2 separate regions of the Homo sapiens genome follow, and region 1 is linked to region 2. A link is an interaction called in ENCODE POLR2A ChIA-PET data of the cell type or tissue named here. Cell type or tissue: Panc1. All regions are shown on one strand. Links, peaks and the distances in the headings refer to the core of each region. The heading gives the core; the rest is flanking DNA. Region 1 holds the start of FBLN1 (fibulin 1). Region 2 overlaps FAM118A (family with sequence similarity 118 member A).

Evidence for each region. Peaks named below come from ENCODE experiments on the same cell type or tissue, not always from the same donor. Only the 100,000 strongest peaks of a DNase experiment are listed, where the experiment ranks them.
Region 1: POLR2A ChIA-PET joins it to region 2 with 6 read pairs; 2 of 35 experiments call an interaction of 5 or more read pairs at or near these places.

The regions. Positions count from the first base shown.
Region 1 is chr22:45,499,644-45,505,011 of GRCh38, reverse strand. It overlaps FBLN1 (fibulin 1), which reads right to left and starts at 2,129. Exons shown (of 17, transcript NM_006486.3): 1 at 1,948-2,129. The coding sequence starts at 2,026. It overlaps LOC105373066 (a long non-coding RNA gene), which reads left to right and starts at 4,025. Exons shown (of 3, transcript XR_938305.2): 1 at 4,025-4,216. RefSeq lists enhancers at 1-287, 288-901, 902-1,515, 5,118-5,368. In Panc1, for the core only: no CTCF peak of the experiment used is centred there; no DNase peak of the experiment used is centred there; H3K4me3 peaks cover 2,859 bases; H3K27ac peaks cover 2,852 bases.
Region 2 is chr22:45,338,886-45,344,253 of GRCh38, reverse strand. FAM118A (family with sequence similarity 118 member A) reads right to left here. Exons shown (of 9, transcript NM_017911.4): 9 at 2,299-3,868. The coding sequence ends at 3,849. It overlaps SMC1B (structural maintenance of chromosomes 1B), which reads left to right. Exons shown (of 25, transcript NM_148674.5): 25 at 1-191. Among named protein-coding and RNA genes, the nearest start is that of FAM118A, 32 kb to the right of the region's middle. In Panc1, for the core only: no CTCF peak of the experiment used is centred there; no DNase peak of the experiment used is centred there.

The DNA.
Region 1 (5,368 bases), core at 50-5,049, 160 kb before region 2:
AGGGGCGGTGCCACTTGTGGCCTTACATACAGGGCTTCGGGGGCCTCACAGCTGCAGATAGGGGCCAGGCAGTCTTCAAAAGCCCCTTCCCAAACTGTACCAAATTAAACCTGTTGAAACTCAAAGAGACTTCTCCCCAAAAGAAACAAAAGGCCCACAGGACATCCAGCTGCTTTTATCGAAGTGTGCAATTAGGAGGCTTTTTTAAACCCTTCCAATTACAAACTTCTCTGTGGCTCAGCAGTGAGCCACACTGGGCCCGCAAGTCCTGGGGTGTTCATTCAGTCACACACACATAGGGAGAAATTGTTCGCAAACCGCAGACAGAAAAGAACAGTGAGAGGGAACGCAGAGACTCCGGGGCCAGGGAGAGTTTTACCACGCCTTCTCTCAGGCCCTCAGCTTCCTCATCGACACAATCGGGGCCTCTGAGGCTCCTTCCTTTTCTAACAGGAGTCTCGGATGTCCCACCCACCCATCACCCAGGGCCCCTCGGGGTTTTCCCTCCAGCTGGCAGCCACCCGGCCTGCTGCTTGCTGGAATGCCCTCTTCCCGCGCTCCCCTTACATCAAGCTCCATCTCTTCTAAAGAGCCTCCAGGGAGCCCCCAGGGGCTGCGAAGGCTCCTGGTGCCAACACTGAGCTCTGCGCCTCCCCACACCATCTCCAACCCCACGAGGTGCCCAGGCCGTGCCCAGCACCGCCTGAACAATCAGAGCTCCACAGGGCTCTGCTGCAGCCAGCCAGTCAAGAAAGCTCTGTAGAGCTCAGCTCCCAGCCTCCCCTCCCCCTCCAGCCCCCTTCAGCCCCCTTCCTGGAATCCCCCAGTGAGCATTAGTTGGGACAAGCGACCTTTTGACTAACAAAGGCGGTCACCAGAGGTTAAAAGGAACTCAACTAAACCAGGGATTAAGACTCGGATTCTGAGGGTGGTCTAGGGCACTCCCCTGGACCTGGGCCACTGGAGAAACAAAGACGCCAGGAGTGCCGGGCCTGGCTAGTGGCTCTGAGAAGCCACGGGTCAGCAGAGAGGTCACAGGTCATAGCTCTGCCGCCCAGCAGCTGCTCTGATCAGAGGACCTCGTGGCAGTCCCCCCAGGGACCAGGCCTTGAGGGTTAGAGGGGAGAAAAGCGCGGGCTGGGTGGGCACTGTCCCGGAGCTGTCAGTCCCAGAGTTGGGGCCTAAGGTCTGGGCCATCGATCAGATCTGCTCTTGGAAAACTCCATCCCCCTTGCCGTTGGTGGAAGTGACCAGTCCCCAGTCCCCGCTGAGCACCGAGCCCGGCAGAACCACTGCCTTGGGCCCTCTGTCCCGGGAGGGAGGCAGGGAGGAGGTGGCCAGGTCCGCATCCCCTCCATCCTCCCAGCTACGCCCCAAAAACCTCCAGGCTGCTCCCTGGCTTTCTCATTTCTTCCTCTCCAGCCCCTATCCCAGGACCGCTAGTGTCTCCTGGGGAAAAGACTGCTTCCCACCCTCCAGGCTCAAGTTTCACATCCGCAAGCTGGGTACAACAGCTCCTACCTGGGGGTGGAGGCGGGAAGCGGTGAGGAAAGATAGCCGAGGGCGCTTCCAGCGTCAAGTGCAAGGCGCCCTGGGCTCGGTAACCCCCAGCCAGCGTCCCCCAGCCCAGCTAGCGCCCCTGAACCCCCAGGGCCCGGGATGCGGCCCCCGGAGCCGGCTGGATTTGCTAGGACTGGGGTAGGACGGTGTGTTTGAGGGGTGGGGGAATCCGGTTTTGAAACAAGTCCCCAGGCCGGGGAGGAGATGAGGACCGGAGCTGGCCGTGGGGGAGGGGGGCGTCGCCGAGGCCTCGGCGCTGACAGTCCGGGGGCGCCGCGCAGGGCAACGCACGGACTCCGAGTCCCCGTGGTTCCGAAACTCGCAGGGAGCGCGAGGCCGAGGGGGTCGGGACCCTAAGCTGGGGCGGCGGACCCGGGACGCCCCTACCTCCGGCCGCCAGCAGCGCAAGGCCGCCGAGCAGCAGCAGCGGAAGCGGGACCCGGCGCGACGGCGCGGCGCGCTCCATGGGCGGCGGGCGACGGGCGGTGGGCGGCGGCGGACAAAGGCGCGGGCGCGGTCCTGGGGCAGCGGCGCGGGCTCCACGCTCCGGCCGAGCCTCGGCAGCCAACGCTGGGCCAGGGCCGCGCCGTTCAATTATCCCGCCCGGGAGGAGGGCGCGGCGGAGGCGGGGCCGCGGGTCTCCTGGTCCTCCCTCCCCGGCGCCCCCTGCCGGGACCCTCCCTCCCCGGACCCCGGCTGCGAGGGGCGCGCGCCCACGGCTGGGGGCGAGGGCCTGGATCCCAGACTTCCCCGGAGGGGGCACAGAGGGGGCGCCTTCGGGCCGGATGCCCCCAGTCCTATCCCCCAACACTCCGTGAAACCCGATCCCCTCCTCCCCCCACCCCCTCTCGAGGGGAGGGCTCGGGATCAAAGGTTATCCCCGCCCGACTCCGCGCGGAGGAGCGGGGACCCGGGCCTGCAGTCGGAGGCCCGGCTGCTGGGGGGCACTGGGGCAGGCCTTACCGCCAACCCCGCACCCTCGGCCGGGAGGCTGCAGGTCGGTGGCTAACCCCAGGCGTGTCCCGGGATGGGACCCGACTCTGCCCTCAGAGACAGGGACAGTCGGGCCAGGCCAACAAACAACCAAAATCCCAACGTGTGCTGGGCTCACCCGGGACACCAGGGCCGGAGGGAGAGACCCGGGAAGTCACCGAGGCTGCAGGGGAGGCAGCTTTGGCGCTGGGCCTGCGGGAGCCTCTTGTATAGGAATTCATAGCTACCGGGGTTACTGAGGATGAGTTAGGCTTTGGAACCACAAGTAGATTTATTTTCCAAAGAAGAAGAATAAAATGGTGCAGGTGAAGATGCGGAGGAACTGGATGAGACGCATAGGAACGCCACTGGGCAGCTCAAAGCGGTGTTCCTGTGAGTTCACCATGGACCCCTTGAGCCACCGACGCCCCGCCCAGCCTTACACTCAGCAGAAACGCATACAACATGTGCTCCAAAAGACAGAAAGACATGTAGCCGCACATTCATAATTCCTCCAATTGGGAAGCCTAGCGTCATCAAGGCAGATGAATATCGTGGAGTATTCGGGCTTAGGAGCACGACAAACGGAACAGGAGTGAATGATCCGCAACTCACATAACGGGTAAATCTCACAGACGTAAGTCAGAGTAATAGAGTCAGCCACAAAGGAACACTCGCTGCATGATTCCATTTACATAAAAGGCAAGAACAGGCCGGTGGCGGTGGCTCACACCTGTAATCCCAGCACTTTGGGAGGATGAAGTGGGCGGATTGCCTGAGGTCAGGAGTTCGAAACCAGCCTGGCCAACATGGTGAAACCCTGTCTCTACTAAAAATAAAAATAAAAATAAATTAGCCAGGCATGGTGGTGCACACCTGTAGTCCCAGCTACTCGGGAGGCTGAGGCAGGAGAATCGCCTGAACCCGGGAGACGGAGGTTGCAGTGAGCCGAGATCTCACCACTGCACTCCAGCCTGGGCGGCGGAGTGAGACTCCGTCTCAAAAAAAAAAAAAAAAAAAAAAAAAGGCAAGAACAGTTCAGAGGTCAGGAGAGTGGTGATCCTGGAGTGGGAGCGTGCTGGGCTTTCGGGGGCTGGTTAGGTTCAGCTTTCTTACTCTGGGTATTGGTTACAAGGTTGGGCTCAGTTTGTGAGAATTTATTGAGCTGTTCATTTATGGTACGTGCCCTTTTCTGAATACATGTTGTTTCTTTCTGTTTTTTTGAGATGGTGTTTTGCTTTTGTTGCCCAGGCTGGAGTGCAGTGGCGCAATCTCAGCCCACTGCAACCTCCACCTCCCGGGTTCAAGCGATTCTCCTGCCTCAGCCTCCTGAGTAGCTGGGACTACAGGCATGCACCACCACGCCTGGCAAATTTTGTATTTTTAGTAGAGACGGGGTTTCTCCGTGTTGGTCAGGCTGGTCTTGAACTCCCGACATCAGGTGATCCACCCGCCTTGTCCTCCCAAAGTGCTGAGATTACAGGCGTGAGTCACCGTGCCCGGTCACATGTTAAATTTTAAAATGAAAAACAAAAGGACAAGAACTCATCTCCCCACAGGGTGTCTTATAAGTTTGAAGTTTGCAGAGAGCCCAGGAAAGCTTACCAAGGGGACCAGCATGCTCACGCCTCTGAGGTTAAGGAGGCCCCTCAGGAAGAGGTGACATGCGACTGGCCAGTGAAAGGTGAGCAGAGGTGGGAAGGGTTTCCTTGGTGGTGCCAGCTTTCCTGATGTCTCTGCAAAAGTTTGGAGGCACCAGAGATCCTGGTCCGTTTTGACTTTGGATGGGGTGGGGTGCGGAAACAGCACATCAGCAGATGGCCCGAGGGAGGCATTTCTGAGTTGGAACAGGTTGGGAACTCATTACTACTTTGGTATTAACTTAATTCGTTTAAGCCATCGGAGAATGGGGTGCCCTGGAAGGAGTCTAGATGACTAAGGGAAGGTGGTGGAGGGCGAAGGGGGAACCAGGGGACCTGGGGGATTCAGAAAGAAGACGTAGAAACAGGCAGAGGGGTAGAAGGAAACCAGGAGAAGGCAATATCCAAGAAGGAATCAAAAAGTGATTCTGGGCAGGGCGTGGTGGCTCATGCCTGTAATCCCAACACTATGGGAGGCCGAGGTGGGTGGATCACTTGAGGTCAGGGGTTCGAGACCAACCTGGCCAATATGATGAAACCCCATCTCCACTAAAAATACAAAAATTAGCTGGGCATCGTGGTGCATGCCTGTAGTCCCAGCTACTTGGGAGACTGAGGCAGGAGAGTTGCTTGAACCCTGAAGGCGGAGGTTGCAGTGAGCCAAGATTGTACCACTGCACTCCAGCCTGGGTGATAGCAAAAAAAAAGTGATTCTGGCTGGGACTGCCCAGTGTGGCCCAGTGCTCAGTGAAGCCAGGACTGAGAAGTCCCAATGGGGATGGAGCAGGTGGCCGCTGGCGATGTGACCGGGGCCCTTTCTGGGGATGGGGAGGGAGTGGCTGTGTTGTGGGTGGCTGAGAAGGGGGTGGGGATGAGGAAACAGGGACAGTAGGAGGAGGTGACTCCTACATTCAGCTAGGCACTGACACTGCCCTAGGCAGGCAGAGGGACTGCTGGGAGGAGGAGGGCTGAGCCAAGCCTGCAACAGCTGGGGAGGGAGGCCAGAGCCAGGAGAGAGGACATGGAAACCTGGCCTCTCCCAGCCTTTCCTGAAGCTTCAAGAGCTTACTCCTGTTCTGAGGCACAGCCCCCACCATTTTTTTTTTTTTTTTTTTTTTTTGAGGCAAGTCTCACACTGTCACCCAGGCTGGAGTGCAATGCCACGATCTTGGCTCACTGCAACCTCTGTCTGCCGG
Region 2 (5,368 bases), core at 316-5,315:
TTTTGAATTCAGCTTCATCTTCACTCTGATCTTGCCTTGCACCCAAGTAATCTTGAAGGGAACTTCTCTTGGTTTTTAAACATACTAGTTATAAGATTGTTAATAAACTGTTGAACCTGGCTTTTGGGAAATTGTTTCAGAGAAACTATGTTAGTATTGAAAATATCAATAAAAAATGTTCTAATTTCAAATGTCTCCAATGTAGAATTTTAGAAGCCAAAAATATTTTAATGGTGAAATTGAATTATGTCTGTTTCAATGCAATCTGAATTTTTATAAATAGAATCTCTGTTACGGAAATATTGAAGAATACAGAGTTTCTCAAGTGACAACTGACTTCTCCACTTACAAACGTTATTATGTGCAGAAAGCTGCACTTTCACCACTTCATTTCCACTTCAAAATGGAACAAGACAGGCCTGGAGCGGCAGCTCACACGCTGGTAATCCCAGCACTTCGGGAGGCTGAGGCGGGTGGATCACTTGAGCTCAGGAGTTCGAGACCAGCCTGGCCAATGTGGTGAAACCCTGTCTCTACTAAAAATATAAAAATTAGCCAGGTGTGATGGGGTGCACCTGTAATCCCAACTACTCAGGAGGCTGAGGCAGGAGAATCGCTTGAACCCAGGAGGTGGAGGTTGCAGTGAGCTGAAATTGCGCCACTGTGCTCCAGCCTGGGTGACAAAGACTGTCTCAACAAAAAAAAAAAAAAAAAAAAAAAAAGGGACAAGAAAATTCTGAGGTGGGCTTCCACTTCAGACTGCTTTGGGCCCAAGTGCTAACCAAGGAGTAGCCTCCTGAGTAAATGTATCCATTTTAACAACACTGTTTCATGTAATAACAGAATGCACTCTGTGAGGAAGAAATTAAATCTCAAAAAGATTTGGTTCCTTCCTGGAAGGGACTTCCGGTACGGTGAGATAGCTGACCTCTATGAACTGCAGACAGCAGAAGCCACTCTATTTGTCCTCCTTTTTCTTTTTTTGACACGTAGTCTCGTTCTGTTGCCCAGGCTGCAGTGCGGTGGCGCGATCTCTGCTCACTGCAACCTCCACCTCCTGGGTTCAAGCGATTCTCCTGCCTCAGCCTCCCAGGTATCTGGGACTATAGGCATCTGCCACCGTGCCCCGCTGATTTTTGTATTTTTAGTAGAGACAGGGTTTCACTACATTGGCCAGGCTGGTCTCGAACTCCTGGCCTTAAGTGATCCACCCGTCTCAGCCTCTCAAAGTGCTGGGATTACAGGCGTGAGCCACCGCGCTTGGCTGTTCTCTTTCATAACTTTGACTTATAGACTGTCAGTGATCCCACCAAGTTCAGTCATTTCTGATATAACAGAGCATGCCCAGTAACCTAATTTAAGGGCCACAGCACATATTCAGGCTTTGTTGAGATAGTAAGGAGGTTCTTAGCAGGTACTTGTATAACTATTTAAAATGTAACCATTTTATTTTTATTTTTTTTTAGATGGAATTCCCTCTGTCGCCCAGGCTGGAGTGCAGTGGTGCAATCTTGGTTCACTGCAACCTCTGCCTCCTTGGTTCAAGTGATTCTCCTGCCTCAGTCTCCCAAGTAGCTGGGATTACAGGCACACGCCACCACGCCAGGCTAATTTTTGTATTTTTAGTAGAGACAGGGTTTCACCATGTTGGCCAGGCTGGTCTCAAACTCCTGGCCTCAAGTGATCCGCCCCCCTCAGCCTCCCAAAGTGCTGGGATTACAGGTTTGAGCTACCTGCCCTGTCTTAAAATATAACCATTTTAAAATGTAATAGCTACTCTAGCTTGAGGCAGTAAACAGCAGGGCCAACTTTGTTACCTCCTGATGTGATGTTTCTCACGGACTAAACTATACACAAGCAAGTGCACTATGCTGGAATTGCCTTTAATCTATCAATCGGATTGGAATAAACTTTACATTCTACAACGAGCATACAACAGAACTGACTAGATACATCCATGTGGTGCAGCAACATGGCTGTGTCCTCCAGCAGAGCACACAAAGCTTTTCTTAAAAATGGGCTGTAATGAGCTTTACATCCTACTGCATAGCATCCTCTATGCTTGTAATTCTGCTATACCCTGTGTCTGGCCAGCTCTTAGATTCAGATATTCCCTGACTGCACTTACTAAATGACATTAAAGAAAAATTTATAATGTTTGCTTTTTAAAACATTTAAATACATTCAAGTAATCATTTAGTTGATTTCACAGTTGGGTGGCAACTCAAGCTAAAAATTCTCACTAAATAACATTCTAGCAAGCCTTGGCATAACTAAAGAAACACTGAGCACACAGGGTTGAAGTTAAAATTTTATTTATGGCTGGAGTGGCATAAAAGATTTGTTTTCCATGCTTCAAAAAGAAAAAAAAAGTTTTCAGGGCTTCTCTCCCTCCCTATGCATCCTACCCTTCTGTTTCCTGTTCTTAACTTTATCTGTACCTATGGGAGTCATCAATGGGGAGTGTCACAGGGCTTGGCAAGAAATGTCACATTGAAGATAAGTGGCCTCAAACTGAAACCAAGCAGGGCTGTTTGTTTCCAAAGAGAACCCTCCACTGTAGGGCCGCTCATGCACCGCCACAGAAGCCTCTGCCGGGTCACAGTCAGAGAAGCTCCCCGGGCACCGGCAGCACACTCAGCACAGCCGTTTCATGTGGGTGAACCTGAGAAGGTTTAAAGTGTTGCAGGCCCTTTTCAAGTTTTGCCTCCCTCACTCTCTGCAAACTCCCTTAATGTGGGCCATGGAAGAGAATTTTAAGAGACAATAACAGAAAGACTGGATATTACCCCAGAGAATAAAGACTTGCAAAGCCTGGAACTTATAATGTTTGAAACCTGGTCTCTCGAACTTGAGCTATCCCGGTTGTCAGTCCCACAGTGGCCGTGCACAATGTTGGCCTGGACTGAAAAGGGCCTCTGGCTCCTCCGATTTCAGTTCTTAGCAATATCAGACCTGTGTTTCTTTGGAACAGAAGTTACTAAAACAACCTAATTCCAAAGAAGCCCTTTTGATCCAGCTGTTCTCCCTAAAAACATTTTCGCTAGCGGATTCATTCTTTACTATTTAACAGTGGACCTTTAAAACGTACCTTTAAAATGCTTTCTATAGTAACATGTTTCCACATACAAATTATAAAATGTGTTTATTTTGCTGGGCGCAGTGGCTCATGCCTGTAATCCTAGCACTTTGGGAGGCCAAGGCGGGTGGATCACCTGAGGTCAAGAGTTCGAGACCATCCTGGCCAACATGGTGAAACTCCAACTCTACTAAAAATAAAAAAATTAGCTGGGCATGGTGGTGGACGCCTGTAATCCCAGCTACTCGGGAGGCTGAGGCAGGAGAATCACTTGAGCCCAGGCGGTGGTGGCTGCAGTGAGCTTGAGATCGTACCACTGCACTCTGTCCTGGGTGACAGAGTGAGACTCTGACTCAAAAAAAAAAAGTGTCTATTTCGTATTTTCTCTTTGGCAGCTACTGTTGCTTGGACAGTCTTTACTCTTCCCCTTTTATTACGAAAAATACCACCTTGACAAAAGAGAGCCTGTCAGATGGGAACGGGAACACCAGGTCCATCCCTTCCCACGGATTCTGGTCCCTGAGGTAGCTATCCATCAGTCCTTGCAAAGTCCACCTGAAATGTGTCCGCGTCACCCTCCTGCATAGTTCAACACACAGGGGAGCCCTCTCACCCAGCCTTGAGGGCCACATGCCCATGTGGCTCTCTTGGTGTATGTGACGGTTTCGCAATCAGAGATCCACGTGGAGTTCTCCATACATTCCTCTTCGTTTGGGCACTGTGGTTACAGAAGGCTAGTTTTCAAGTTGCAGGTTTTACTGTAAAGATTTCAAGACCCTCCAGCATCATCTGTTTAAATAAAAGAATGAAATGCCCAAGGGTTAAAGTCCAGCTAAAAGAAGTTATTTGCAATAGATTTCTATTTCAGAAACTGCTTTACAATTGTTCTTATGTACGGAAGACTTTGAAAACCCCTCCACAATGGAAACAGTAGCCACTGTCTGGAAATGACCTTGTGTAATTATCAGTACTATCAGGGGATCAAGCAAATGATGACATTACATTTGCAACGATCTGTGGGAATCTCAATCCATGAACATGGATGCTCTTTTATTTCTTAGTGGACTGAGGATGGGGCAATTTCAACAAACATACAGTGAGAGCCTGTTGGAGGTATGGAGAAGAATAAGCCTGTCGATTCCTCTGGGATCCCCAGGCTTGGCTTCTCTCACCCACATGCAGGACAGGCCAGGGCTTTCTGTACAACAGAGGCCAGGAGCTTCGCCCTAAGGAGACATGACTGGGTGGGGAGAGCCGGGGCTGCAGGTGCAGGTGATGGCGTCTAGGAGCACAGATCTCACAGGTATTGAAGAAAACCCCTGCCCAATGCTCCACAGCAAGGTCTACCAGGCAGTAGGCCCTACCCGCGATGTGCACACCAGTCAGAGGTAGGCCACGGGGGGACAAAATCTATGTACACACAACAGCAGCAACAGCAGAAGAAAGCCAATCTATTGAGAATAATCGCCCGGGCCTTCGTTCTTGTCAGCAGGCACTGGAGGAGCCCAGATATGCAGAAAACAAAACAATGAACGTGAAAGAAAGTAGTGGAAAAGAACCACCTACCCCGGAGGAAACAGTTCACAGAACACCAGTTTTGTGTTTTGTTTTTACTTATATGATGGTTCTACTAGCTGAACTCACAATCCAAATATTTGCAAAAAGATTTCAAACAGTTTGATCCAAAACAATATCAAAATCGAATTCTCTAAAACATGTGTGCCCCCAAGTGCATTTGAAGTTGTATAAAACTATTATTATTATTTTATCTTTTTTGAAACGGAGTCTTGCTCTGTCGCCCAGGCTGGAGTACAATGGTGTGATCTCGGCTCACTGCAACCTCCGCCTCCTGGGTTCAAGCAATTCTCCTGCCTCAGCCTCCTGAGTAGCTGGGACTACAGTAGGCGCCCGCCACCACACCCAGTTAATTTTTGTATTTTTAGTAGAGACGGGGTTTCGCCATGTTGGCCAGGCTGACCTGGCCTCAGGTGATTCACCTGCCTCAGCCTCCCAAAGTGCTGGTAATATAGGCGTGAACCACTAAGCCCAGCCAAAGTTGTATAAAACTAAATGAGAGGATGTCGAGTCTGTGACAGCTGCCCCTCACAGCTCTCCCACAAGGACTGCCACATCAGCTCACTCTCATCTTCCCTGCCCCTGGACGGCAGGACGCTAGGGCGCCCCCACCCCCTGCCACCAGCCCTCGCTTGTGCTATAATTCACTCTGCAGGTGGCCCTTTTAGAACTGCCTTATTTTACTTGACTAAATTTGCACTCACTAAGAATCTT